Regions from separate parts of the Homo sapiens genome. Here region 1 is linked to region 2. Evidence: read pairs that join two places in POLR2A ChIA-PET (ENCODE). Cell type or tissue: A673. All regions are shown on one strand. Links, peaks and the distances in the headings refer to the core of each region. The heading gives the core; the rest is flanking DNA. Region 1 overlaps HMGA2 (high mobility group AT-hook 2). Region 2 has its middle 53 kb from the start of HMGA2.

The links. ChIA-PET counts read pairs that join two places held together with the same protein. Peaks named below come from ENCODE experiments on the same cell type or tissue, not always from the same donor. Only the 100,000 strongest peaks of a DNase experiment are listed, where the experiment ranks them.
Region 1: POLR2A ChIA-PET joins it to region 2 with 5 read pairs; 2 of 35 experiments call an interaction of 5 or more read pairs at or near these places.

The regions. Positions count from the first base shown.
Region 1 is chr12:65,929,008-65,944,198 of GRCh38, forward strand. The region is part of intron 3 of HMGA2 (high mobility group AT-hook 2); the gene reads left to right. It overlaps HMGA2-AS2 (HMGA2 antisense RNA 2), which reads right to left. Exons shown (of 4, transcript NR_199060.1): 3 at 13,631-13,686; 4 at 4,311-6,122. Among named protein-coding and RNA genes, the nearest start is that of HMGA2-AS2, 12 kb to the right of the region's middle. RefSeq lists an enhancer at 1,178-1,322 and a cis regulatory region at 1,243-1,256. In A673, for the core only: no CTCF peak of the experiment used is centred there; no DNase peak of the experiment used is centred there; H3K27ac peaks cover 1,936 bases.
Region 2 is chr12:65,764,084-65,779,274 of GRCh38, forward strand. It overlaps the pseudogene RPSAP52. Among named protein-coding and RNA genes, the nearest start is that of HMGA2, 53 kb to the right of the region's middle. RefSeq lists a silencer at 1,326-1,620 and an enhancer at 14,832-15,191. In A673, for the core only: a CTCF peak has its summit at 6,382; a DNase peak (open chromatin) is centred at 6,408.

The DNA of each region.
Region 1 (15,191 bases), core at 4,490-8,489, 170 kb after region 2:
TAACCTTCTTACCATTTTAAGAATTGGTCTATGCACAGCAAACTTTTAGAATCGCAATTAAAATATTCAGAGAAGTGGCCAAGTTTTTGTATAGGTGTTTGGATACTGTGCAGACAAGTTCTACATTTCTCTGTTCTCAAAACTCCTTCCTACATAAATACTGAGGACTGTTCTCTGGCCAAAGTTTGTCAAACCATTTCTCTGAGTAACAAGACTTCCTCATGTTTTCCATACTCTATAGTTCAGTGTTGCAGCCTTCCCATACTTGATTTTTAAAGCGGAGTTTTGTTTTGTTTGTTCTTAGTGCATTATGACTATAAAATGTAAAAACCTTTCCTCTTTGAAGATAAAAGGAAGTAATCCTAATTTTAAACACTTACTTGTTTTAAAAAATTGAAAAAAAAGTATCGACTTGATATGTCTAAAGAGACCTATGTATATATGTATTAGATATTTATATACATACATATGTATGTATATATGTAATATATATCATATATATATTTTAGAAATCTGCAAATTTAAAAAGGGAGTGTTTAGATTGCAGAAGACCTATCCCTAAACCCCGAATCCCAGAATTCTTAAGCTAGAAGGGCACTTGAGAGGTGATCTCATCTATAAAGAGATGTATATTTAAGGAGCTAATTTACACAGGTAGATGACAAAACCTTACACCAACTCTTCAAGCACAGGAAGCACCTTACACGAAACACTTTGGTGAATGCTCATTTCTACTCAATTTTAAACTAAATTCAACTGAAAATACCTCATTTTAAAGAGGATATTCAGTTGACTCACTGGGGAAAAACAATTGGATAAACTGGTTGTTTGCCCTTACCGAGATAAAATCACTGATAAGTTGAATGCATTTTTGTAATGTGTCAAGACAGATGGCTTTAATAGTCACACATATTAAGTATGGGATATGTGGCGAGGAATAGAGGTTTTTATATACAGAAGTAAGAACTGTAGAGGGGGGAAACCATGAAAGATAGAAAAAGATGAGAAGAAAGAGGACAGAGATGATACACTCAAGAAAAGCTGCCTATTTCAGAGTAGAATATATTGTAAGCCCCAGTATAGTTGAATGCTTACAAGAGGAGAAGCTTTTAGCAACTCCTTTGTTTCTTAATGTATATATTATATCTGAACAGAATGCTTCTTTCCTGTGAGCTAGACAGTAGGAAGTAATCTATCTTCAACCTTGTTTGGTGTGTAAATAAAACTTTAGAAAGGGTCTATTGAACTTTGGACAGGCAAGCTCCATGAGCTCTCCCTCACTCTTTGAGGCAGGTTAAAGGGTACGGCCATGACCACCACCTTAATCCTTCAGGGACTATTTACAAAAGATTGAAAAATGTGCCCAGGGCCCGTACCTGCCCCTCTGTGGAACTAGCCCAACTCAAGTGGGCTGGCAGGCAAGCCTGGCTTTCATGGGGACAGAAGAGAGAGTTTGCGGGGAGCTTGGCATTTTTCAACACATGCTTTTTGGCTTCTCCTACTGAATTTGTAATTTCCATGATATTTGGTGGGAAAATGGACACCGGCCTCTTTTGCTTTTTGTCTGCTGCTTTGCAGCTATTGGGATTCTGCGCCTTGGGATAATGAAGCAGGCTGTCATTTCCTCCCCCTAAATAATGCATTACAAAGTGGAAATGCAAATTTCCTGTGCAAGCTCTAAGTAGCAGGTGGTATTTCCTTAATATATTGTTTTTGACCTTTGGGGAAATTGGTATTACGAGCTGACTTTGGAAAATTAAAATAGCATCAAGGTCCTACATTTTAAATAAAACAATCGATATCTTAATTTTTAAAATCAGACTAGATTACGATACCAGGAAAAGACATACATATTTTGCTTTTATGTGTTAAAGTTTTGTAATTCAGGGAGGACAAGAAAAGGGATATGGTGCAGCTGAACTTTCTAATTCACTAAGACAGGAAAAAAGGAAGGAAAAAATGTATATTTTTAAGTTTCAATTTAAACCTTTGCTGTTAACTAAATGCTTTGATATGATCAGTCATACAAAGAGTTAAATTAAGCATGGAGCTGTTCAGATGGCAAATCTGCGTTGAGCTGAAGGTAAAAGACATCTGTATTTTTCATTCATTTGCTCAGCAGCACTAAATTTCAAGCTTGTTTTTTGTTCAGCATCAAAGAAAAGGTTGTTTTATGGTTATTGGATTTTTTTTAACCCACATATTTCATGAAAGGGACTCAAGTCACTGGGTCTTTATATTCTTTTAAGTTATTTTTCTGCCCACAGCCATTCTGCAAGCCATCTTGTTGAAGAGGGAAAACATAATTTCATTCTTTTTCTCTTCCTTTGAAGAAAAAAATTTAAGAGATTTAAATACCATTCACATTTTGGAACTTCCTTCTTTACCCCCTCCCGAAACCATCATCTCACAACTATGTAAAGCAATCAAATGTTGAAAGACTTAAGAGATTTTCACACACATAAATATCCTTTATATACTTATAACTGCTCTACTTATCAAGGGCAACAAGAATGGAACCCAGGAGCTAAGTTTATAGATGTTTGTGTGTGTGTGTGTGTGTGTGTGTGTGTGTGTGTGTGTTTGTGTGCGTATCAATATATCCAGATGTGTCCAAATGTACACGGTATTTTTAGCATACAAATTGCTGATTAGGCATCTATGTCCCTTTCTCCTCTAAAACCTCTAAGTGCATGGATCTATTAGTGGATGGGCGCCAGAACGACACAGTCAATGCAGGACTGAAATATTTACCAAACCCAAGAAATGAAGGTTTGTTTGAATAGTTTAAACTTGACAGGAGGCTGAGACAAGAGGATCACTTAAGCCTAGGAGTTCGAGGCTACAGGCAGCTCTATGATCATGCCCCTGCACTCCAGCCTGGGCGATAGAGCAAGACCCTGTCTCTCAAAAAAATAAAATAAATTTGAGTAGTGTAAGCTATGTAAACTTGGATAATCCGGTTACCTTCATTCTTTAATTTTTCCATAGCATATATTTGGCTTCAATGTCCAGGTTTTCGAGCACGAGAAATCTGCATTTTCATTCTAAGAAGTATAAAACAAGATAGTTATACTTCATGTAAGGTTCACATTAATTGTCATTGCACCTCTTCTTCCCAGAAGGAAGAGGGAAGTGAGAGCTGGAGTCAAAACTGGGTACTGTAAATGCTCATCTAATCTTGGAATCTCAGGGGATATTAATTTTCCAGATAGTTGAGTTATTGCCTTCAAATTTTAACTTCAAATTTTGTTAATGTGGTTGTATATGCAAATTCAGCCAATGTGCATGATATGTGTGTCTCAAACTACATTTATGAATTCACTGTAATTTTATGTTTCTCTTGATAATGTTTGATTGTTAACATAAGCATCACTAGACTTGTCAAGTGGCAAAGATCATATTCTTTCATTCTTTCTTCCTTTCTCATTTCTTGAATGCTGGCTATATGCCAGGAACTATGTACCCACCCTGGTGCTTGGTGTATAGAAGGCACTCAATGAATGTATGTTGAATAAATGAAAAAAATAAATGAATAAACAAGTTCAATGGATAGTTAAAAGGATAGTTTCAATTCTATAAACCTTAATTTGGGTGTAGGACCAGTCACAGTACCATGACAGATAGAGCTATTTGGTGATAAATAGTGTGGAATGTATTTACCACCAGGCAGTAATGCCCTGTCCCTCCTTGAATAGTACTACAGATATGAGAGTGCTTTTTTAAATTTTTAATCATTGGCCACTTTCTCTAGAAATTGGAGGGAAACTGTGCAGCAACAGGACTCTCTGGGCATTGTGACAGGTCTACTGTCTACAAAATTTGTGTTCAAGGCAAAATCTAAAGCAGCCATCTTTCAAAAGGATGTCCTCACTTTATAAAAAACAATTATTGCAATGACTATAGCCAATGAGGTTGTTCTTGCCACTGCCATTCAAAACATCAGTGATTTTGGCATCTTGGGCACATACCACAGACACCAACTTGTTTTTTCTTTCCCACACCTCTGTCCTATATATGCTAAGTTTATTCTTGGGCTGTGACAGAGGAGCATTCCTTATCACTTTGAGAAGTTCAGCTAGGATATTTAGGGGATGAACTGCATTCTTACGAATTCTTTATCATGATTACACTCCTATCTAGTATAATTTGAAGATAAAGTAGGGCCTTTGGAGGTAGACTAGCATAGGTTTGAAATGTTTCCTTCATTCATTATCAGCTGCCAAGAGTAACCTGGGGACGATTCCGTGCTTCGTAAACATGGTCTCTTCATATACATGCTGATATACAGGAAAGACCTTTGCAGAACTCCATGAAAGTTTGTTTTTTATTATTGTACTAAAAATTACATATACCTGACCAGACACAAAACTAAGCTGTAAGTTTTCTTTAAACCTCCTTAATATTTTGTCCTTTAAGCATAAGCGATGTTGCAAAGCACCCCTTTAATTTATCCTGTGTAAACAATCACTATAGTCTGCAAAATAGATTGCATTTCTTATGAAATCCACTTTGTAATAACATTTTGTATACAGAATGATGCATTCAGTGAATGAGGTAATTAATGCTAAAGGATAAAAAGATTATTTAAAAAATTTACCAAACTATACCTTGCTTCCTCAGTAGCTATGCATAGGTAAGTCTGTTATTCTGAAATTATGGTTGACTGAAAGAATAAATATAAAAGATAGTGGGAGGTATCCATCAAAAATGTCTTTATCTTTTTAAACACTGGTATGCACTCTATAAGGAGTAAGCAACAGTGACAATTTTTCCCTAATCACTAAATGATTATTAACCATTTGTAAGAAGAGTTAACCTGTCCTTAATTTGTTTGAACCCATAGGGCCATGAACAAACACCATAATAGAGTGAAGAAAGCAATGCCAACGTAGACCAATTTTATCACTAATATAGAACTGCCCTGGGACAGAGTATGCCCAGATATGAGTTCTCAGAAAAAGCCACAGAACTCTTCTGTAAACTCCTATATCAACTATATCCTACCTTCTCTTCTGCCTCAGCTTGCAGTAGCAGAAAAAGTTTACATGTGTTTGTATATTCACTGAACAGTAGCCCTCAAAGAATAGGGAATTCTCACATCTTTTCAAAAAGAGCCACTTAAAGAAAATACATTCTAAGTGCTTTAATTCAGATTTAAATGGCTACATTGCGAGATATTATTCCATATAATTGGAGTAATTGTGAATTTATACAGATTTTCAACAGTGGCACTGTGCAACCATTGATAAAATACAGGGGCTGGGGGGATAAAACCAGTATTGCCTGGATCCAGTGACATTTTCCCATGCTCACTTTTTCCAGTTGTGTAGCAATGACCATATTCTCTAATAACATCAGCATACTTTTATGCTTTGGTCTTTTTCCTTTTCATTAGGAGAATACTGGAATTCATGCTGTAGAATGGTTCCTTTTATACCCCAGCCCACTTGTTCAACGACATTCCTGTGATTTTACTATCTAATATGTTGTGGCTATAACCAGAGAATGCAAAATCTGTCTTCCTGAGAGCCTTGGCCTCTATGTTTTCTACCAAATCATACCTCCATTTTCTCTATAAAGGCTGTTGGTACACCCACAAATGTCATCTGTTTGTGATGAGCAGAACTGAGGCACTTTTGTTCTGATGCTTACATTTGTTCACATGAATAGAAGTTCCTCACTTGAAAGTGATTTGCACATAGGTTGAGGAACTGTGAATGAAATCACTCAACCTAGAGGCTGGCATTCTTCATGCTGCTGGCTGTTGATTTCTTCATCTTCTCCCTGAAGACCCTGCATGAGTGGTGAGTATCCATAAAGGCACCAGGAGACCCAGACACCTCTGTGGCAGCCAAGCAGGTGTTACCCTGCAGGACTTAAGAGGGATCTTAAGAGCAAGAGAAGGAAGGAGTGACTTCTCTCACCAGTGGTCAGAGCAGAAGGTGCAGAGCAGCAAGTTGCAGGTGCTGGCAGTGATGGCTTCTGAACTGAAGAGCAACCAAACCCTCCCATGTAACCCTGTCACCACAGCTCAAAGGGAGGTTTTCTTGCCCCCCAGTAGAAGGGAACTGACAGCGCCTGTATGGCTTTGCATCCTGAAGATACTGTAGTTGTTGCGTCTGTTGGGGAAGCATCAAGAAAATTAGATTGTTCCAACATTCAAGCTCTTCCATATTAGCTTTGTGTTCCATTTGATGTCAAACAATAGGTTGAAAAATTAGCTTAATTCTAAGCTTATATGTATATAGGGAATTTTATCAATTATTAGCACCATTATAACTTGTTAAACAGTGAACTTATAGTTGAATGTGATCTATTAGATGGCTGCTTAACATTTGCTCGAGAATAATCTATTAGTCATCTAAGCACAAAGCAGCTATTTGAAAATTTGTTGAGTAAATGACATCTCTTTGACAGAAATATCTGCATAATTGCAGTGTGTTATACATGCTCGTTATAGCCTAACTACACGTCTGTTTGAATTTGGGTTTTTCTTTTTTTTTTTCTGTCTGCATAACACACATGCAGACATCATAGTGTGAATACTTACTGTTATGATCTTGGAGAAAAGTGTATCTGTCAACTCTTTAACAGCCTAAGCATACTAAAGGTAGTTTGTAAGCAACACATAACTTTGAACATGGAAAAATTAAGTTTGCTTTTAATGAAATTCTAATTTTGTAACTTGCTGAGAGTTATTTTTAGAGAGTGGTAACTGTTGAAGAAAAAGAAGCTTTTTTTTTCTTTCAAATCCTGAAATGTAATTGGTAGTCATTAATTAAATTTTATAAAATAGATGTTCCTTTCAAAAGCAATCTCAAACAATAGTACATTTTAAAGTCTGGATCTCTTTCCCAGCAGCCCAGGGTGTTTTGAAGATAGGAGAACAAGGGAAGTACTTTAAGCTGTAAAGTCTTGCAGGGTAGCAGTTAAGTGCTTAAGGCACTGCATTCTTGATGCAGCGTCCTGTTACAGTAATATTATGAAAAAAAGCTACAGGGAATTCTCATACATGTCTAATACATATAGCTTTAATGTTCACATGGCTGGACCCATTCACAAATGGAATCTGTGGGTCAGATGTAGTTTGCAAGCCACTATTATTAAGCTGTTTTCCTTTTACTATTAAGTAATGTTGTTCCTTGTTAATATTATGAATGCGTGTGTTCTTTGCTCTCTCTGTAAATCTTTTGTTCCATTCATTTTTTTTTTTTTTGGCCTTACAAGAATGTGGGGGGAGGATATCCCTATCCACAAATCAAGTACTTTAAATAGCCAGGCTAGAGCTGAATGAAGGAAATCAGTCTAGATAACATCTTTGTGAAATGTATGCCTATGAACTCTGCGTCACACAATACAAAGGAAATTGCCATTGTCCTGCACAAGTTAGGTGAACAAAGCACATAAAAAATCCTGTTCTGGTTGCCATACATATTCCTGTGCAGCTGAAACTAGAATTCCAAACGCCACAGAAACGGCCAGGCTTAAGTGACTAACTTGCAAATCAGAGAGTGCAGGTTTTACATTGATAATACAGAGAGACCTGTAATCATTCATCACAGTGGTACTACATTTATTGATACTGAGCACTGCAAATCATAAACAATAAGGATTACATGACCACTGCTGCTACGGTGACTACTACTGCCATCACCGCCACCCTCCCTAGTGCTATTGAATAATGCTTATTAAGTTCTTTCAGCCAGCAACTGTGCTATGTACTTTAGTGTCATTCATCATATTTAATCACCCCAGCAACCCAATGAGGAATCCACTTTATAGAATTAAGGAAATTGAAGTTTAAATTGCTACCAGGTCACACAGCTTACGCATACCTGGTCTCATACTTGATCTCAGAGGTCTTTCTGGCCCCAAAGCCCTGTTCTTCCCCCACTATCTTGAACTTCCTTTCCCTGTATGTGAAGGGAATGGAACTCACCAGGTACCAAGATGTCACCTCCTAACCCTTACAAAGCCCAGTGAGTTATTTGGAGGAGAATTTTTCCCAAGGCCAAAAAGCTGCCCGTGTAATACTCCAAAGTAACTTCCATATCCTGGAAAGAGCAACTACAATCAAAGATAGCACCTTACAAACATCCTTCTTTTATTTAAAAAAATTAATTTTTTTTTAAAAGCTACCACCACCAACAGTTCTTCCCAAGATCAGAGATACCTGCACATCTGGCAATAAGCCCAGACATACCAAACTGTGTATTATCTAGAGCCAGGGACTTGAATACCACTGCATCTGCAGAGAGACAAGCATCTCATTTCAATAGACAACTTGTTCCTAGAGTGGGATACTCCCCTGCTGAACTGACAGGGAGCCGGAAGAGCGGCATTGAACAAAGAGAATAGTTATGACTGGGCAGCAGACGGCCCCAAGCACAACCCCAGGTTCTGCTCTTCTTCAACTTAACCAAGCAGAACTGCAGTTGACTCCCATTAAAAGTCAGTAGACATTTAGTCGGCTTCCAGAATGTGGGCAGAAGCTCATGTTAGTTATTTACTACCCATCTCTGGAATTCCTTTTGGACATGACCAATGAGTTACAGCTGGTCTTTAGGCAGTATGGCACACTCATTAACTAGCTGTCAGGAACAGCTACACCCTTTGGTCCACAAATCTGGATTTGCCAGAGGAAAATTCCAAACAGACCAGGAAAGCAAAAACCACTGACACCATCTCCATAATAACTGTAAAACTGAAACATACACGTTCTACAAAGAGGGCTGTTCTTCTACCTCCTCAGGAACAATTTGACAAAGGCAAACACTTTATGCACTAGCCCTGGACAAACAATGCAAAGAAAAATCTTGTGCAGCTGATTTCAGGGTCAAGAGGGCGCTTCTTACCAACCCTCAAAGACAAACCAGCACAGAGAATAGTAAAATGTGCAAAGCCAAACCAGTTGCTACTCTCTATCCATTCCCCAATTTCCTTTGTTCACAGAAAGTGACCCTCTCCATGGCCCTGGGGTAAATCTGATTTGTTCATGGTGGTGATGCTGGTCCCATTCCCCTTGCAAAGCAGGTCTGGCCTGTTAAAAAGGGCCATGAAATCTGCAGGGACTGTCGGAAGAGACTCTCCTGCTGGACCTTGACATTTCTGGAAGTGCCACTATGAATGGACACTGCAAATGGCTGTACCCATTTTTTGACTCTGAAGGAAATAGACTGAGAATAAATGTCAACTGGAAGAGCAGAAAGAAAGAATCTGAAGCTCCGACATTTCTTGACCTACTGAATTTACCAACTTTAAATGTGCATCATCTCCAGGCTTTTTGTTATGTTAAGTAAATAATATCCTTATTATTAAATCAGTTTGAGTTGGGGTTCACTGTTATACCCAAAAGCATACAGTAGGAATTATCTTTGGTGGGCTATTTGAGACTCATCAGAATTCTTTATCTACAGTCTTACAAATTGGTTGGATTTCCATTACCTCCTTACATACACTGATCAGCAGGAAATACAGGGAGATCAAATTATATTTAATATGTCTTTTAAAATACACTCATTTTCTTCTATCCACTTTTGGAACTCCAAAAAAGTAACTCTCTCATGCTAACAACTCCCTTATTAGAGAAAAGAATTGTAGGTGTGTAAGCATTGTTTTCCCATGACAACGTTTTTTTTTAATTATTTATTTATTTAGAGACAGGGTCTCACTTTGTCACCCAGGCTGGAGTGCAGTGGCACGATTACAGCTCATGGCAGCCTCGACCTCCCCAGGCTCAGGTGATCCTACTACCTCAGCCTCCTGAGTAGTTGAGACTACTACTATCAAATGGGTAGCATGTACCATCACACCCGGCTGATTTTTGTACTTTTTTTTAGAGATAGAGTTTGCCATGTTGCCCATGCCGGCCTCGAACTCCTAGGTTCAAGCCATCCTCTCACCTCATCCTCCCAAGCAAGTCACTGGGCCCCCCAAATCTAAGAGTCATGTCCAGGAATCAGCATTTCTAACAAGCACTCTTTTATGAGATATATGGAAGGTATGACTCAGCGCTTGAGGAAGAAGAGCTACAAGAGGAAGAGGACTTCTTCCAGGCAATGAGAGGCTTAGAAATTAGTTGGAAACCTTTTTTGAATATTTACTTCTTCCAGAAGACTAGAAACATAGTAGGGACTGAGTGAGTCAGGTAGATGGCCAATTTCCCTGCTTTGGGAAGATTCTCCCTGAAATTTTCCATTGGTGTTATGCTCTGCTCAATGTTTGTAAACACAGCTTCTCTGATACTGGAGCATGAAGCAGTGTGTCGGTAGCTTTGACTAGTAATGTGTCTTAATGTAAATATGTATAAATATTATATGTACACACACACATGCACACATACAAGCTTTTTTTTTTTCTTTTTGAGACCGAGTCTCGCTCTGTCACCCAGGCTAGAGCACAGTGGCGTGATCTCGGCTCACTGCAACCTCCACTTCCCAGAGTCAAGCTATTCTTTTGCCTCAGCCTCCTGAGCAGCTGTGAATACAGGCACCCACCACCACACCTGGCTAATTTTTGTACTTTTAGTAGAGATGGGGTTTCACCATGTTGGCCAGGCTGGTCTTGAACTCCTGACCTCAGGTGATCCCCCTGCCTTGGCCTCCCAAAGTGCTGGGATTATAGGTGTGAGACACCACGCCCGGCCACATACAAGCTTTAAATGAAGTCTTTTAAATGACTTCCTCTGTATTTATGTATCATAAGTAAAAAATAATGTCATGGATGGTAACATTCTACAGAAATGAACACATGCACGGGAGCACCAGCCAGGGAACACAGAGACCATACTGGACAAGGGATTAAAGGCAAGAGACGTGGAGATTTCTTCAGTAGAAAGCCATGTGGATGGGAAGGGGAGAGATGTGATTATGTAGATGGGCCTACATCATTATGGGAAAGACTCGTATGGCATCTGTATGGGGAACAAGCATTTTTATTCTTCTCCATATTTTGGTCACAGACAATAACACATAATACATGAGATTGTAAAGTCCAGAGGTACAGGAACTGTGCCTGTATATTTTCTATATCATAGATACCACAGAATTTATAGCTAACATTTGTAACATAATCAAATATTATAGCAGGTGATAAACAAGAGAGAAAAAAAAACAAAAATAAGTCATTAACATTTATCACGGATATTTTAGCCTTCATAGCCTTAACTGAATTTCTTTTCTATAGAGTTTTCAAGAGGAATAATAGAAATAAAAGATTAAAGAAAGTATAGATAGATAGATATAGCTATAAATAAGAATAGCAGGATAGGATTTCTACTTTTATAGAAATCTAGTGAGAAACAAGATGCTCTTTATATTTCTAAAACATCTTGAACTTTTTGATGAGAAAACTTTTTTCAGAGCAAAGCTGTTACTATAAAAATAGTATTCTAGTGCTGATTTGTCCTTTAAATATATTAGAAACATTCTTTTGAACTAAGATCTTTTAAATTGTTATATTAAAATGCAGTTTTTCTCCTTATTTGGTCATTTTTCTTCTTAGTGAAATCATAGTCCAAGGAAGCTAGATTTTTATTATGTTTTTAAAAACAGATGCTATTTTTATAGATAAAAGAGGATGGTTGCCTATAACACTGATTTTCTTCGTAAAAAAAATAAGAAGCACAGAATATGCTGAATAATTGCCCAAAATACTTTTCTGGGGCAGTGTAGAATAGTGAGAAGGGAAAAAGATGTGGAGCTATACAACCTGGGTGGGTGTTATAGTTTCATTATATGCTGGCCTTGCAATGTTTTGCAAGTCAATTACTGTCTTTTGGATTTAGCTTCTGCATGCATGAATCTGAATGGCTATACTTCTGTACATGGTTGTTGTAAGGGTTAAAATCAGTCAGTGCACTTTTAAATCACGTTACAAACTATGTGTCACTGTTATGTGACACATACAAATTATGCATTATCATCATATGATCGATATCAACAAAATGAAAACTCGTGTCATCTCATCTTGAAATGAAAGAATGTTTGATTCCATGAATGTGATCGTGAAGCCGAGTTCAGAGAGACATTTCTGGAATATTCTATACAATGCTAAACAAAGATAAGCAGTTTTTAAGTTAACGGAATGCTGAACCCAGAATCATCCATTTTAGGGAAGTTGAGCTGAGTAAGGTAGTTCAAGACAGTTGCCTGAAGCTCCACTTAGGTTTGAGATGGAGTAGATTCGGAAGACAAGACGAATGAAGTATTTGATTTTCTAAAAAAGGGAATGGAGACATTTTAATTTACAGCTTCTGAGGAAAGGTCATCAATCCAGAGAAGACCGTGAAGGAAGGTCCAGGAAGAAGGTATCCTCTGGAAAGGCCAGGGTGTCAGGGCCACTGTGGAAGTGTGGGCATGTAGCAGAAAGAACTCACTTCACAACTGTTTAAAAACGTTAAGGATATAAGCTAATGTTCGGGAATAGTTAATGTTTCTCGGAGTGAATATTAAGCTTCCTCCAAGAAAAACAACTCAACTCCTAAAGTCAGCCCTAAACTAGTGCCAAGAAAATAGTGCTAAATTAGGCTTCTAGGAGAGATATGACTCAGTTAAGTATCATAGAGCACTCAACCCATAAACTATCCATTTGTAGTCCTTGAGAACATAAGAGATTACAAATAAATGTACTGACTCTTTCCTTAAGGAAAAGAAATGCCTAAAATCATGATTCAGCTTTTTAAATTCAGTTTCCATGTGTAACTGTTATAGCTGCTGGGAAATACTTGATAGTCAAATCATTTTGTAAAACCATTTCCAAATGTTTAGTCTAAGATTGGGCAAATGTTCTTGGAACCAAATAAATTTTCTGAGTATTGATTCTAAATCTCTTTAGTCAGAATGAAAGTACTAAGAACTGTTTTAAAAATCATATTTTTCTGTAAGCTTATGGGCAAGCATACAAGAAAAGATATACATGTTACATGTCAAATTGTGTGTATCTAGTTCAAGTCCTGATCCGATTTCATATAATCTCTATCTGAATAATTGGCCAAATGTCAAGAAGATGCATATCTTAAAGGGACTTTCAAGTATATTGCCAACGTGATTGGAGTATTAACAACAAATTTGGATATTAATTCTTGGTAATCTCCAATAGCATCTAATTTCATTTCCATTATTTCATAGATGCCTCCTTTTCATCTAATATTGAGCATTAATTAGTCTTTATTTGGCTGGAGTTAACATTAGCTAAAGTTTGAACTTAGGCTATAGCATCTGTGCATACATGTTTGATTTGTGAAAACCCAGCAGCATGGCAGTTCAAATATTTATTCATTTTCCTGTGCTGGCTCTTAAGCACATGTGCATATGCAAAGTGACCTAGCTTTGTGAATGGTCATACACAGAGAAAAAGAAATACATATAGAATAAATAATTTGGGCCTTAAAAAATATGTATATATGTGTGTGTGTGTATACATATATATGTATAGCGTTCCTTTTTTGAAAACTTGTAGCATAAGGAAATAGGACTGAAACATTCATTATTTTCTATGAAGTAACATTAATCTCACAATTTTCACTCCACTTTTTGACTAAGGGTGGATTTTTCCCCTAAAATCTTAGAGAATCATAAAAAATGAGATGAAAAGTCAACTTCTGAGACTGTGTATTCCTTTACCCCACCTGTGTGCGACTGTTTACTTCAGACTGCTTTATGTTCCTCAGAGCACAACCATCTCCTGTAAAACAAAAATGCCTATTAAACTGCTATAACTCGGGAGCACACCGGAGCATCCCCTTAACACTAACCATGGTTTGACAACACTATCCCCAAACCACATCTTTTGCTTTCTAATTTGTTAAGCTTAACTGTAATCTTTAACTTTCCAAAGTGAAGGCAAAGAAATTTTCTTAATGTATTTCTTTGTGATAGGGAAAAAGTGATACTTTTCTTCTACTTCGTCTTCAAATTTCTTCTGGAATTTTTTTTCAGTGACCTTATCTCTACTTTTTCATTTTCCCTATTATAAAGAAAATAGTCATCTCTTCTTTCATACATTTATCTTTTCCATATTTGATGAGCACGCCTCCCCGCACTTAAGAAAACATTGTAGGAAAAAAATATTAATCTAAAATTGTACATTGTACTCTAATATCTGTTTTTCATTTGTCTCCCCCATTAGACTCTAGGCTTCTTGAAAGATTTCTTCTTTGTTTTCTACACCCAGTTCCTGCCTGTCATATAGTTCAAATATCAATTAGTATTCGATGAGCCAATGAACCACTTCATCAGGTCAGAATCCAGAAGGATACATTTTGAAACTAATCATGACACTGTGATTTTTAAAGGGCTTCCCATTGATCTTTTCACTCCATTCCAAAGGTGTCTGAAAGGCACCAGAGGGAAGGCAAAAACTCCAAAGTATCAGCCCCCCAGTCTGTTCTCATGAGAGCTGCTATGGCTCATTGCCACACATACGCAGTCTGATGTTAATCAACACTAACTAGAGCAGCTTGTGGCTATTCTCATCCTTGAGCAGATGAAACAAGGCCAGCAGCAGTGAGGGCACTTTGCTATAATAATCCAATAAATACTTTTGAAATGATGCTTACTTTTGTCTTTTGCATTAAAGTCTAAGCGCAAAGCCAAGTAGAATAGAAAATAAAGAACACTTCCCCTCTTCCACAATACCAAGCAGAAATTCCAGAGATTTTGCCAAAACTCCCCCATAGATTTATCGCTTCTTAGGAGACTTTGTACAGAGAACTACAAAATCTCCTTTGCACCATAAGGGCCAGATGTTACTGTTGAATTGTAACCACCCATAGCTACATGTGTACACACATTTCACAGTCATCTCTAAATGCACACAGGAGGCACAATGAATGGAAGTTAAGACCTAACCTAGGCTTTTTCTAGGTTCAGAGAAAACCCTGACTAGCTACTCCTGGTAGATGGTTTCTCCTCTTTACCAAAGCCTCCCATCACTAGGGGGCAGGTTCATTCCCAACTTAGGAAGCACTAAAACAGAAAAGCTTTCAACCCCAGAAAAGTGGTACCTAGAGGTGTGATTTGTATAGCTAGCTGTAGCTGAGTCTCATCCTCACAATGTTGCATCAACATTTGATCTGAAATAAATCCTTCAAACTTCAGATATATCATATTCCTATCTAATTATCAAAATACATTCCTTAGGTACATTAAAACTTTTTGATCACTTACTATTGTAGAATACCTCAAACT
Region 2 (15,191 bases), core at 3,916-7,915:
CAAGCTTTCTCTGAATACCAGAAGGATTTCAAAAGTAGATGTTTAAAGACATCTGATCCCTGATGTATTGCTTAAAATCATCATCTACACATGTATATACATAAATATATTTTTAAAAATATTAACTTAGTATTTTTTAAGTATTTTCTATGTTAGGAAATATACTACATTCAGATTTTTTTCCTATTGAATTTAAAATCAAAACAGACATATGTGAGTCAAACAACAAAAACTGTAAAAATACCTGTATGGTTTAAAATGATTTGCCTGGGGAGAAGAATATCTTATGATTTGAAAATGGGAAAGAAGTTTTATCTTGGAAGGAAAAAAAGACATCATGCTTGAGGAAAAAGGATGAGTTTCATGTGTAGACATTGGGAATGGATTATGGGCATGACCCAGCAGGAGGTCGGAGCTGTCGGCACATCACACTGTGTGGCACCATTGTGAACTTGTTGATAGAATGTTTTGTAATTGTTCTCAAGTCAGCCAGTATATGAATATTTTGTCTTCTGAGTCAGCAAAGAGAAGAATTTTCATCACCTATTTCATTAGTATTTCCTTTCTTTTCTTCACCTGTAAGTGTCTAACAAAATATTTTATCTTAGGTACCTAATAAGTATTTATTGATGAATAACTTCACTGTTTAAATCAGCTCATTGGCATGTCTACTGATAAAAAAAAAAAGGGGGAGCTGGGCGTGGTGGCTCACGCCTGTAATCCCAGCACTTTGGGAGGCCAAGGCGGGCAGATCACGAGGTCAGGAGATCGAGACCATCCTGGCTAACACGGTGAAACCTCGTCTCTACTAAAAATACAAAAAAATTAGCCGAGCATGGTGGCGGGCGCCTGTAGTCCCAGCTACTCGGGAGGCTAAGCAGGAGAATGGCATGAACCCGGGAGGCGGAGCTTGCAGTGAGCAGAGATTGGCCACTGCACTTCAGCCTGGGGACACAGCAAAACTCCGTCTCAAAAAAAAAAAAAAAGAATGAACTTAAAAATTCTGGAGAGAAAAAATGCATACATTCCAGAATTGCTTAAAAGACAATCTTTAAAATGGTTCTAGATGAATTCATCAAAGTTGATTTCAGGTGATAGCAATTTGTCAATAGATGAATTGGCCCTATGACTCATTTGCCCATTTAATGATTCATAATTTTGTTCTGACAAGTAATAAAGTAACAGGAATGTGTGTTTCAGTAAGGCTGCTCAATATATAGCTTACTTTGGAGGAAGACAATTTCTTGGGTTTAAAAAAATTCAGATATCAGGCATATCATCCATCTCAATGAATTTTTTAAATAGTATAGTGAATTTTAAATAGTTTAGTGAAGTGAAACCAATCTCTCGCTTTTCCTGCCTCCTACAATTTACAGATTTTCTTTCTTGACAGGGAGAGAAAGGAGTTGCATTACAAGTATGGACTAGGAATATTTTTATACATGGATAAGGAGAGGCTTGTATGCCTGTGACTGTGAGTCATGAACTGATATAAATGGGAGTGTGAAGATACTCAATGGTTTTAAGCTTGGAATTTTTCAAGTGGTTGTGCCAAGAACTACAAAGCAACAAGTTCTTGGTGAGTCAATAATGTTGAAAATTGTTTTGTTGGCAAATTGGTTTTTTAATGAATCGGTAGTCAATCACTTACTACTTGACTAATTTTCTTCACACTGGTCTATCTCTTATGAAATAATCTTCCTTCTCCATTAGACACCCACTTATCCGGATGCCAAAACCAGCCTTATCTGGAAGCAGGTATATGAAGCTGCTGCCATATTTCCCAGCCCCCATAGCTTTATAATGATAAATTGTTTTATTCCATGTAAAGGAAAACAATCTTTTAAGATGTCTTTTTGGAGAATTAGTTATTGAACATTTCAATGTGATAACATTAAAAACAAGATTTCATTTTAACCACTAAAATGGCTTAGCCATAACTCCTAACAGAGGTATGGCCTAGAATGTAAAAGAAAGAACTTGGCTGTGTATAAAAGAAAGGGAGAGAGAAGAAGAGTAAGTGTAGAAAAATGAGTGAAAATACCATAGGCTGTAAGAAATAGAAGAAAGATGTCTGAAGACACAAAATGGCATAGGGCTATTGGAGGCTGGTAGGTGCTTTTGTACATGGGTTTGTATCCTGGTATGAGACAAAGAAGGTTAAGTGTATGTGCATCTTAAAGATAGAAGGTCCACTCTCCCAAAATATTCAACCTTTTCAAAATATTCGGCATCATATAGTGGCTAATAGATATAAGCAATTTCCAGGCTTGCTCTGTTGATATCACCCTATCCCTATGTCTTAGCAATTGGAATGGGGATTCAAGGACTGGAAAGCAGGGTATTGGGTCTGACATTCTAATGGCATTGGACAAACTCCTCTCCACTTGTGTTTTCAGTGGTGACAGCCAGAGATTAATGGCAAGAGGGTACTAGAATTGACTGTGTGAATAATGAAAGGTACTAGGGGTCACTGCCAAAATACTGATCTATATTCTTTTCTGTTATCAGGACACTGGCATCCACGGAAAAAAAAAATTAGTCTTTGTAGAAAAAAACTCTAGTATTATTCTACCAAGTTTCTCTTTGCAACTTGTGCAATGTGCCCAGAGTTTTAAATTGGTCTTTCTATTCTTCAAATAAGAAACTGTTCTTATTTAAAGAACAGTTCTTAGTGTTCTTATTTCAAGTATCAGTGCAGAGCCCAGATTTCTCTCCAACCTGTTTTCCCAACACAAAGAAACTAAACTTGAGGTCCTTGGAAATTCTGCTTGGTATGAGTCTTTGTCTTTCCATTTTATTTTTCTTTTTCCTCCTCTTGTTTTCACTAGATTGAACTCCATGCCTTTCTTCTTTGAAAAAACAGAGCTGCATCAGGCATGGAGATCAGGAAAAGGTTTTTTCACCTCCATGATTTTGGTAGCAATACAGACATCTGGCAGCAAGAAGTATAAAAAACTTCTTTACTTTTTTACTTTTTTTAAGGAAGCCATTATTTCAGGTAGAGGATATCAACTAACATATTCTTGCAGGCATTGAGCTCTTTCTTTCAAGACCTCCATTGCTGATCAAACTAAATATTTAAAAGGACATTCCTGTAAACAAAAACATGGTCTGCATTCACAAACCATTTTCAACAAGATCTCTTTCCAGTCAAGACTGACCATCTGCTTGCCATCTTATATTTTTTAATATTATTCTGTCAAATACATGCTCTGTCAATGCAGGTAAAGGAATACTTGAAAAATCTGAACATACACAAAACAGTGGGTCCAGATGACATGAATCCAAAAGTCTGGAGGGAATTAGCTAATGCAGACTTGCAAATAAGTGCCCCAAACAGAGCAGCTTCACTGTATTTTATCAAACTGCCCTTCTTTCAGGAAGTACACAGATAGTAAAATAAATACAATCAACATTCCCTTTGACTCTCCTGGCAGCGACTGTTACCTTGGACAAGTTACCATTTACAAGGCTGCACGTATGAACTTACTCTAAAAGCAAAGCAAAAAAAAAAAAAAAAAAATAGCACATCACCAAGAAAGAGCAAACAAACAAACAAACAAAAAGAATTAGTATTTTCTAAAGATTATAGAGATAGTCTGTAATTTGTTATCGACTAAGAGTACCTTTGAGATCTGAAAAAGGGTAACCAGGCCAGATGCAGTGGCTCACACCTGTACTCCCAGCACTTTGGGAGGCCATGGTGGGCAGACAACTTGAGGTCAGAAGTTTGAGACCAGCCTGGCCAACAGGGTGAAACCCCGTCTCTACCAAAAATACAACAATTAGCTGGGTGTGTTGGTGGACACCTGTAATACCAGCTACCTGGGAGGCTGAGGCAGGAGAATCGTTGAACCCGGGAGGCAGAGGTTGCGGTGAGCTGAGATCACACCACTGCGCTCAAGCCTGGGTGACAGAGCGAGACTTTGTCTAAAAATAAATAAATAAATGGATAACCAAATAGGAGATGTGGCTGAGAGGTTCAAGGTGGACAATTCAGGACTGTGAGCCAGAATGACCCTGAGTCTGGTCTTGTTTGTCATCTGCCTATGGAACCACAGCCATGGACCTTGCATGGGCAAAAGCTGGGCTAAGCAAGAGAGTATGACAGAAGTAATGCTATACCAACTCCAGGCCTATTCTTCAGAGGACCAGTGACTTCCACCCTGGCCACTTGAAAGCCATCCACCGTGTAACAAGTTGAACTACCCTAAGACTCCCATGCTGTGTGGAAGCCCAAGCTAGTCATCTGGAGAGAGTGAAGTGGGTGGTGGTGGGGGTGGGGAGGAGAGCTAGGGGGAGAGTAGGGAGAAAGCTCTTCTAGCCACCCTGGATCCTAGTATGGATTCCAGACAAGTAAATAAAGAAGCCATCTTGGACATTCCAGCCCCAGAAGATGCCATATGAAGGGGAACAAAAGAACCCAGACAATATCCAGAACAGAGAGCCCAGCTATATGGCCCCAGTTGATCTGGCCCCGTTATTTCCTACCGTCCAAATCACCTCAACTGAAGCCTCAGGTATTGTGAAGCAGAAACCAGCCATCTGTACTACGTCCTCCTTGAACTCCTGATTCATAGAACCATGAGCTTAACAAAATGGTTTTAAGGGGGTGAGGGGGGCAAGGGTTTACGCAGCAAAAGGTAGAACTAACAACTTTTACTTCAGGAAACTTTATTCCTTTTATTCCTTGTGTTTCTCTACTTTGTTGTTCCTATTTTCCTTTTTCTTCCTCTATTTATTGCTATTTTTCTCTACTCATCATGCTAAGATAATTAAGCATATTTTAAAATTTGTTTTGTTTGCAAATGAGATGAGTTTTGGTATGCTCCCCTGCCCACCCCACTACTTGTATACTATCTTATTTTATTATTTATTTAAAGACAGGTTCCCGCTCTGTTGCTTGGGCTGGAGTACAGTGAGTGGTGTGATCATAGCTCACTGAAGCCTCACCATTCATTATTTTAAAATGAAGTGAGTTGTACTTAAAATTTCCTCTCAGAAAACTAGATTAATCGATTCTTATTTTCATGTAGGCACCAATGACCTAAACCTTTAAAAATCTATGTAAATATGAAAAACTGGAAAGAAATAGAATGTCCAACGAAATAACTAAATACAATGCAATTGATTAAAAAATGCTGCACTGACTATATCTGGAGCAGCCATTGCTATCTCTTTGCCTCACCTCTGAACACTCTCACCTGCTAACCCTGATCCAGTTACAAAAGCCCTGGTACTGTTCCTCTAGCGTACCAGGCATGCTCCCTTTGCCTCTGCTGTTTCCCCTGCCTGGAAAATTTCAAGAAATGCACACAACGTGCCCTCTTTCTTCTTTGGGGTTCTGCTTATCAATGTAGCCTTCCTTGACCATTGCACATACGACATGAGACTCCTCCCATTCCTAACATGCTCTATCTCGCTTGCCCTGCTTAATTTTTCTCCTTAATGCCTCTCACCATCTGCTGTATCATGTATTCACTTATTTATTTATTCATTGTCTTCTCCCACTAGAATATCAGCTCCATGAGAGCTGAGACTGTGTGGTCTTGTTCGGGGTCTGTCCCTGGCATCTCTAGTACTGTATGGCATATGGTAAATATGAGTCAAGGAAGCATGCTGTGCAGCTGAGATGCAATGGATTTTAACTTCTGTCAAAGCCACTAACAATACGTCATTAAGAGAAAAGAACAGGTTACAGAATAGTATGGAGAGTTTATACATATGCTTTGAAAAAAGTATAATAGTCTTGACTGGATGCATAACTAGAAATGAGAAAGGTCCTCATTTTGTCAGCTGGGTGTAAAATTGGAGGAAGCGTTGGTGCTCCCACCTGTGTGGCAGAACAGCACAGGGTTACCGAGAGAATGGAACAGGTTGTGGGTGACGCAGGAATGGGAAGGGGAGGCAGAACACAGGCTGAGCCAGAAGCAGAGGCAGCACTAACTCTCCTACCCAGTGGTCATTTCCTCCTTGCCCTTACCAACAAAATTCTGATGTCATTGAGAGGAGCGAGGGGCCCAGCCAAAAATACTCGCTTTCCTGAACTCCTTGCAGCTAGGAGACCATGCGAAAAGTGCTGGCTAATGAGAATTAAAGCAAAAGTTTCAAAAAAAGCTTTAACTTTTCTGATAAAGGCACTACCCTTTCCTCAGAAAGTTCCTTTGAAACTTTTTGTTCCATTCTTTTAGTAACCCGTGTGCTGTTCCGTCACCCAGGTTAAAGCACCAAGGCTTCCTCCAATTTTACACCCAGCTGACAAAATGAGAACCTTCTCTTTTCTAGTTATGCACCCAGTTGAAACTATTACACTTTTTTCAAAGCATATGTATCAACTCTCCATGCCATTCTGTGATCTGTTCTTCTCTCTCAATTACTGAGGGGGGCACTGCTTCTCTCCTTCCTGCCACAGAAGGATATGAGGCCTGGAGCTGCAGTAGCCATCTTGTGAACAAAGAGGCACCAGCTGTGAGGCAGAGGCTTTCATGATAAGAATGGTGAAATGGAGCACCAGGCATGGTGGCTCACACCTGTAATCCCAGCACTTTGGGAGGCCAAGGTGGGCGAATCACGAGGTCAGGAGTTCGAGACAAGCCTGGCCAACATGGTGAAACCCTGTCCTTACTAAAAATACAGAAAATTAGCTGGGCGTGGCGGGCGCCTGTACTCCCAGCTACTGGGGAGGCTGAGGCAGGAAAATCGCTTGAACCTGGGAGGCAGAGGTTGCAGTGAATCGAGATCGCACCACTGCACTTCCCTGGGAGACAGAGTGAGGCTCTGTCTCAAAAGAAAAAAAAAAAAAAGAAAGAGCCTGCATCCTATGGCTGGGCACAGTGGCTCATGCCTGTAATCCCAGTACTTTGGGAGGCTGAGGCAGGCAGATCACCTAAGGTCAGGAGTTTGAGACTAGCCTGGCCAACAGGGTGAAACCCCATCTCTTCAAAAATACAAAAAAAAAAAAAAATTAACTGGGCATTATGGTGGGAGCCTGTAATCCCAGCTACTTGGGAGGCTGAGGCAGAAGAATTTCTTGAACCCAGGAGGTGGAGGTTGCAGTGAGCTGAAATCACACCATTGCACTCCAGCCTGGGCAACAGAGCAAGACGAAGGAAGGAAAGGAGGGAGGGAGGGAGGGATGGAGGGTCGGTCCTGAAGGCATCGTGGAGCTGCTGCACCATCTTCATGTTATTTCCTGTAGACTTATTGTAGCAGCCAAACATGATCCTAATAGATACTTTTGGATTTTTCTCCTTCTTCTGTCAACTTACCATTTTTCGACAATGGCATATGTTATTTATATAGCTAAAACAATCGTGTGTGTGTGTGTGTGGGCACACGTACACATGTATTTGAGGATGGTTGTGAAAAAAACATTTGGTTAGTCTGAAGCTAAGGCAGGAATTTTTTCTTCCCTTGCCTACTTACCCCAGAGGAGAGAACTAGATCCCGAATTGTTGGACCAGCCACCTTCTCTTATGACACTTTGTTTTGTCCAAATACTAGACCCTTTGTGATCTCAAATCCCTTTGTAATGAACTGCCCTGGTGAACTGGCCCCTGTGTGAGCCAAACAGATTTGAGTTTTGTAGCTAATAACCTAGGATATAAATGAATTGAATTGTCTCCTTCTACTTGGACTTCTGATGGCAAATAGCAGATTAAAATGAATTTGAAGAGAAAAGAACATATCTCCTTAGGCTTGGAGCAAAACTTCGTTAATCTGAAACTCTCTGCTCCCATTTTTGCCTAAGCTGAGCCTAATTTCTGCTTGCCTGTCTTAGGGGAGATCCTTCATGCAGAATCAACCTCTCCAAAAGAGAAGAGTGCAGATGATGCAGCTTGTATACCTCTCAGCTCCTCCTACTGCAATGCCTTTTCTCCGCATCACAGCCCAGTAGTGAATCCAAATTTTTCCTGCCTGTGGCACCTAATCCACTATATCTCCCAAACCCTGCTTCTTCCTCCTATTCACATTATTGAAATTTGAGGCAGCCCAGTTAATAACACACTGTTTTCTCCCACTTAAATTCTGGACCAAGTAAGAAATAAGACAAAAGAGTAAGGCAGAGAGGAATACAAAATATATTTGTACTGATGATGCTGATGTTGGCCAATGTTTCCCCTATCAGCAAGTTGGCTTGCAGAATGAGACAGACTGACCAACCCAGTCAGAGGCTGCATTTGGCAACCGTAAATTCTCCCCGGAGAAGAGGTCTGTCCCTGCAAAACTTGTAACATGAAAAAGTAAGGCAATATGCTGTCTTCTCATAAATCAGCAGCTCCCAAAAATAAAATGAAGAGGAAGGGCTGGTCAATGCATGCCCAGTTTCTTTCCAAACCCATCAGTCAGACCAAGTCATTCTTTTTCCTGGCTGAGGCCCCTGCTTAGTTCACTCCTTGCCTTCCCCACCCCATCCAGGCCAAAGCTTGCCTGCCCTCCCCTTGCTTCACCCCCAGACAACAACCCCCACATGTCCAGCTCCCGCTCCCTGCATGAAGCCACCCCAGTGCAGGGTGGCAGATGCTCCAACTCTCCTTTCTACTCTTCCATAGACAAAGGTTTAATCTCTTCTATCTGTCCCAATTACCTGTATGCCCTTTGTATCACTTGGGTCTCAGTCTGAAGCTCTTACTCTAGAGAAATACTCTCTTGACAGGGAACATGTGAAAAGACATATAGAGTCCCCCCACTCAGCTCTGACTTCTAGAATTATGGAGAAGAAAGTAGTCTTTTTCTATAGTGTTAGAAAGAGAAAGTCTACTTTCAGCTTCAGGAAAAGGGCACAGGCTTTGGCACGAAACATACTTTAGTTCCCAATCTGGTTCTGCTATCTTCTTGCTCTCACATCTAGTACACTTGGTTTAACTTAAGATTTGGTATCTTTGAGAATGGAGTGTATTCATATCATGGCTACCATGCAGAACATCTTTTATAAGTATTCCTGGGACAATGCCCAAAACACAGGAGATAATCAAGAAATATTGGTTTCTATCTCCCATATCCAACCTAATGGTAGAAAAGTTTCACTTCTTAAGTTTTATATTCTCATTTTCTAGTCTTCAGGTCAGCCTTGTCTTTGGATTAGTCTATCTTCTCCCATCTTAGGATGATACATCTAAGTTTTAAAAAGATATTTCTTATTTCTTTCCAGATTCTCTGCTGAAGCCAAGCATGATCCAAAGGCAAAAACTTTCTCATAGTCCACAGTCAATATGGCTACTACAGGATACAATGAAAACTCTTAGGGACAGTGATTGTTCTTCCAAGACCCATCTGCTGACGCTGATGTGAAGAGGCATTTCGTATACCTAACCTGACGAACATCGAACATCGTAATTTAGCCTAGCCTATTTTAAACATGCTCAGAATACTTACATTAGCCTACAATTCGGTAAAAATCCTCTAACATAGAGCCTATTTTATGATAAAGTGTTAAATATCTCATGTAATTTATGGAATATTGTACTGAAAGTGAAAAACAGAATGGTTGCATGGGTACCATCATAAAGTAGAAAAATCATACTTCAAACCATCTGCAACCATCTGTAGTCTCGAGCACTCATCATAGGACTGTTTGTACTCTATGACACTCATCCCAAGCTAGTATGATTACTTGTTTGTGAATGGACTTTTCAAAAGTATCTCCATAACTTATTCTTTGAATGCCCAGCACCCAACCTAGGCTCAGGGACACTGGGCTTTAAGTAATGTTTACCAATGAATGAATGAATGACCAAAGGCCAAATAATTGATTCAAAAGACTCTTTATATAAAAGCACCATGGAAAAGTGTTGTTACCATGATTGTTTTCTATAAGTCAATTTTATGTAAAATAATAATTTCCTCCAATATAACACAGGGAGGATTCCCTTTAGACAATAGCCATGCATGTCATAGATTTTTCTTTCTTGCCAGACTCCAAAGACATCTAGTCACTTCTATTGGCACTGATTGGTCTATTAAGGATGTCTCAAGTGGATGGGTGTCCTTAAAATAATGTTTTCCTCTCAGCTAGTTGGGAGGCTGAGGTGGGAGGATCACTTGAGCCCAGGGAGATTGAGGCTGCAGTGAACTGTGATCGTGCCACTGCACTCCAGCCTGGGTGACAGAATGAGATCTTCTCTCAAATAAATAAATAAATAGTGTTTTCTCATTGGTTTACATCATAATTTCGGAGATATTTTGATTTTATTCTAATAAAATGACTTTAGTTTCAATGTTTGCCTATCTCCTGAGAAGTTACCATTCAGAATCTTTTCGTAATGTAAATTCTCCTAATTTATAGGTTGTCAATTTTGGGTTGTAGTATACTGTATTTGGCTCTCTTAAAGCAGGGCACACCTGAATTAGCTTTTGAGATAAAAGGAAGGCAAAGAAAATTGATTGGGAGCAAAACATCTGATATAGTTTTAGTTGCAAAGTTCAAATTTTCTGAATGGGACCAAGATGGCATAGTTTGAAATGTGGCTGAAATGTCTACATACCTGAAAGCAATGCTGGTGAAGTTCTTATACCATATTTCCTGGTGTGTTTCTCTTTAGGTATTTCCACATATGTACACATATATTGGGGAAAGCAAATGAACTTCTCTTTTTCTTCCCTAGAATCATTTCCATCCCATACTTGTTATACGAAAATGGCCACTCGTTCTTGGATTCATTTATTTATGTAGATTTTGCTTTGACTTTACCAAACAAGAAAAAGAGCTGAATTTAAATAGCAATGAAATTCTGCTTGCTGCTATGAGAAGGACTGTCCTCAAAGATCTCTTCTCTTGCCACTCCGCCTTCCAGTTATGCTTTGTCCTTTATCCCACATAACAAATCTTTATCTAGCACTGGCTAAGGGTTGGGCACTATGGTAAGTGAGGGAGATGCTGTCCCTCCCCACACTGAGCTTACAATCCAAGGGATGTTTTATGAAAATAACCAGTCATATCTGGGAATAGAGCCAATTACAGTGTCCAGATCAGAAACTGGCCTCAATTAAAAGTGATACTGATAAGAGTATCAAAAAGGTATCAAAAGTGATATTCATCCTATATTTTGCCCACATTTATCTTCCTAGAATGTTTTTTCCATAGTGCTGGATTTACCCCTTGGAGCCACACAGAATAATGCTTATCTGTGCTCTGCAAGATGTTTCAGGTTTTAAAAAACAGCCACCTTCTCCCTCTGAGTGATCTGTCCTTTAAGGCCAAGTAGACCCTGCTCCTTCAACACTCTGACATAATTGAATTTTTTTGGAGACAGAGTCTCTCTCACTTTGTCACTCAGGCTGGAGTGCAGTGGTGAGATCATAGCTCATTGCAGCCTCCGCCTCCCAGGCTTGAGTGATCTTTCTTCCTTGGCCTCCTGAGTAGCCGGGGACACAGGCACACACCACCATGCCTGGCTAAATTTTTTATTTTGTATTTTATAGAACCAAGGTATCTCACTATGTTGCCCAAGATGATCTGAACTCCTGGGCTTAAGTGATCCTCCCACCTCAGCCTCCTAAAGTCCTGGGATTACAGATGTGAGCCATCATACCTGGCCTGACATAACTGTGAATTCCCTCAAACCTCTGTACTTAGATAACTAACCTCTGTAGCTAGATTTTGCAACAAATGACCAAAAACCTAACATCAAGTGGTTTAAACAATATAGGAGTATAATTCTCTGTGTAAAATTTCAGGTAAGTGATTTACCTCCAGTGTGGTGCTCCATAATACCACAGACCCAGGCTCTGGCCAGCTCGTTGCTCTCTGCTACTTGACTTGCATCTCAGGATCCAAGTGGTAGCACCCAAGTTCTAAGCAGCAGGGTAGAGGAAGGGGAAAAAAGAAGGGCAAAACCGTGGATGGATGCATGTGGTCCCTTAGGAAGTGTGTCCAGAAGCGGCCACTTTGCTTCTGTTTCATTGATCTTAGCTACATGCCTGCACCCACATGGAAGGGAAATTGGGAAATGAAATGTGTTCTAGGGAGCCATAGGCCTTCCTAAAACTTGGAGGTACTGTTGCTTTAGAAGAAAGGGACATGCATACTGAAGGCAATCAGCTTTACTTACCACACTCTCTCCTTGTGCTCTTTGGTCTCTCATGAAGTGCTGTGGCCAATATGTCACTGCCTTTTTTTTAAATGAAAGATATCACACTGCAAAAATAGCAATTTTATTTCATCATATACAGATGTAGAAAAGTCCTTGTACTTTTCTAAATCAAATTAAATCTAACCGTGTACCTTGTCTCACCATGCTAATGAAAAATTCAATGTCCTTTATCCAGTATTGCCTCTTTAGGGTCACATGAAAGTATGATTGAGGTTGAGAAGGCATTATGTGGGTCCTGGAAATTGAGGAATGTGGCTTTTATCTTCAGGCCATCATAATCCCCCATGAGAGTTTCATTGTCCAAGTCCTGTATGGTCCATGTGAAGACAGGAGACCCTGCTCTTTTCACTCGAGGCTTGGGCTTTAGGGTCTTTGCCAAAGCTAAAATGAAACCCTTGATGCTGGGTGCCCAGCCTTCCTCAGTGCACTGTACAGTCATTTCTTTCCACAATCCTGTGACTTCCCCAGGGTGCTATAAAGCAAAGATCCCTCCATTCCCTTCTCAGGTTTGCAGAATCTCCCACTTCCCAGGACCAGCCTTTTCTGTCTTTACCCTCCAAGCATATTCTTTGATTTCTCCAATTCTGGATCAGCCCAACATCATTTCCCCTCAGAAGATGTAAAGAAAATAATTTTTGCCTTTTTTTGGAGTACTGTGGTAGAAGGAGATCCTGGCATCCGTCAGTTTTTGTGGTTGCTGTTTCATGTTTTTGTCTTGTTTTGTTTACTCTAACCCTGGTATAATTCATTTATTAATGCAGTCTCAAATCAGGTGGATCATTTTCATAATCATGTTATATTGCTGATCAGTATCAGGAATTGAGCTCCTCTGCTAGTAACAGATATTCAACTAGAGGCATAACTAGTTAAGAGCTTATTTTTTCATATAAAGAAATTCCTGTGGTAGTCCAGTCCAGAGTTGGAACAGAAGCTTCAGAATGTCATCAGGGACTCACTGCTCCCTTGCCTTCCTCCTCTGCCACCCTTATTCATGTCCATCATCAATGACACAATGTGGCTGCTAGAGCTCCAGCCATTACATCTGTGTTCCAGGCAGGAAGAACGGGAGGGGCAAGAGCAAAAGAGACACACCTTCTAGATGAGTAAATACCCTTTAAATAGCTATCTTTAAACTTACGTGCAAAAAATTCCATTTAAATCTCATGGCCAAACCTTTCTTCATGGGATGCTGGCAAATACAGTTCTAACACATTGCTGCTCCAAATAAAATCCAGATTTTATCATCAAGGTAGAAGGGAAAGTAAAAATCTGTAAGCAACACAATTTCTGTCTACTGCATATTATTGCTAACTCGTGTCTCTATCTCTTGGTTCATACAGTTAGCTATTAATATTTGCACCCAAGCAAAGAACTCAATTTTGTCTTATTACTATTGAGTTCCAACTGCAGCCTATGAACATATTTTAAAATCCAACATGTTCATTATTCTTTGCAGCTAAATCACCTATACATGTGATTTAAGTGAGCCAGCTGCTAAAAAGTTGTTTCTGACTTTATACCAGTTGGTGAGGTGATGAAGAGATGGTAATAATCCCATTTCCAAATATTTTCCTCTGATGCCTTCAGCTTCAAAGATTTCCATCTCTTATTTCATAACTTTGAGATCTGTTTGAACAACTTTTGCTTTTTATTTTTGCAGGGACATCTATTGCTAGAGAGATGCAGGGGTTTTTGTTGTTGTTGTTGTTATTGTCATCCTTTTTTTTTAGAGATGAGGTCTGGCTCTGTCACCCAGGTTGGAATGCAGTGGTGCTATCATAGCTTACTGCAGCCTAGATCTCCAGGGCTCAAGTGGAGATGCAGTTTTTATTGCAAAAAGAAAAAAAAAAGAAGAAAGAAAAAAAAAAACAAAAAATTTCCAGTTCATCTTCCCTTTCTTTCATTTTATTAAGTATAGTTATGTTATTAAAGTGCTACCTACATTCCTTTTCTCCTTTTTTAGAAAATCTTTTACCTAAATTAAGAATCATTCCATGATGTATACCTATATCAAAACATCACCCTGTACTCCATAAATAAAATTAAATAGGTATATAAAAGATAAAACTTTTAAAGAATTTTGACCAAAAAAAGTTCTAAACATAATGTAAGAAGCATAATACCAATTCTTTACATCAGAAAATTGGCATAAGATACAAAATTGTGACTAGTTTTCTTTGACTAATACTTTAATAATGTTTCATCAAAATTTTGAAAAAAAAAAAAAAAAAAGAAAACCACTTTGTTTAACATTTTTTTCTTGCCAAACCTTTTGTATCAGCCTGATTGCCTCTCTGACTCATTACACATAATTGAGTGATTCTTACAAGACAAATAAAACCAAAACAAAAGAAACTTTAAAAATAACAGAAGAATTATTTCTGCAGCATCAACTTTGCCTTGTCAATTATCAAGTCCTCTCCCCTTTTTGAGAGCTGTGGAGTAATCTTTTTAAATAAATATACCTTTTTTTTTCCATTAGAGATTTTAGTTGGGCATATAATCATCTGGGTGGGAAGATTTGTTCAGCATTTTTTTTTAATTGAGAATTGAGTCGTTGTGCCATTGACCTTGTTTCTGATTTCAAGCTTTTTTTTTCTTTAACTTTTATTTTAAGTTCGGGGTACAAGTGCAGGTTTGTTACATAGGTAAACTTGTGTCATGAGGGTTTGTTGGTGCAGATTATTTCATCACCCAGGCATCAAGCCTAGTACCCATTAGTTATTTTTCCTGATCCTCTTCCTCCTCTCCCACTCCACCCTCTGATAGGTCCCACAGTGTGTTCTTCCCTTCTTCAAGCTTTTTTAAAAATGTGGAAATAATGACATTGCAACAACAACAAAGGATTATTTTTGAACTTAAAACTAGCATCAAATAGTGAGAGAAATAGATCATCATCACTAATTCCAGCTCCAGCTTTCTTGAATCCTTATTCACAAAATATTATTTCAGCTTCTTTTCTCTCTCAATGGAAATTGATGGTCCTTTGCAACATTTTAAAATCTGTGCACTCTCCTTGAAGGTAAAGGGGCCCAGCCTTCTCCCTGAGGGAAAAGGAAATTCTTTGCATTCCTTCCTGATGAATCAGACATGCAC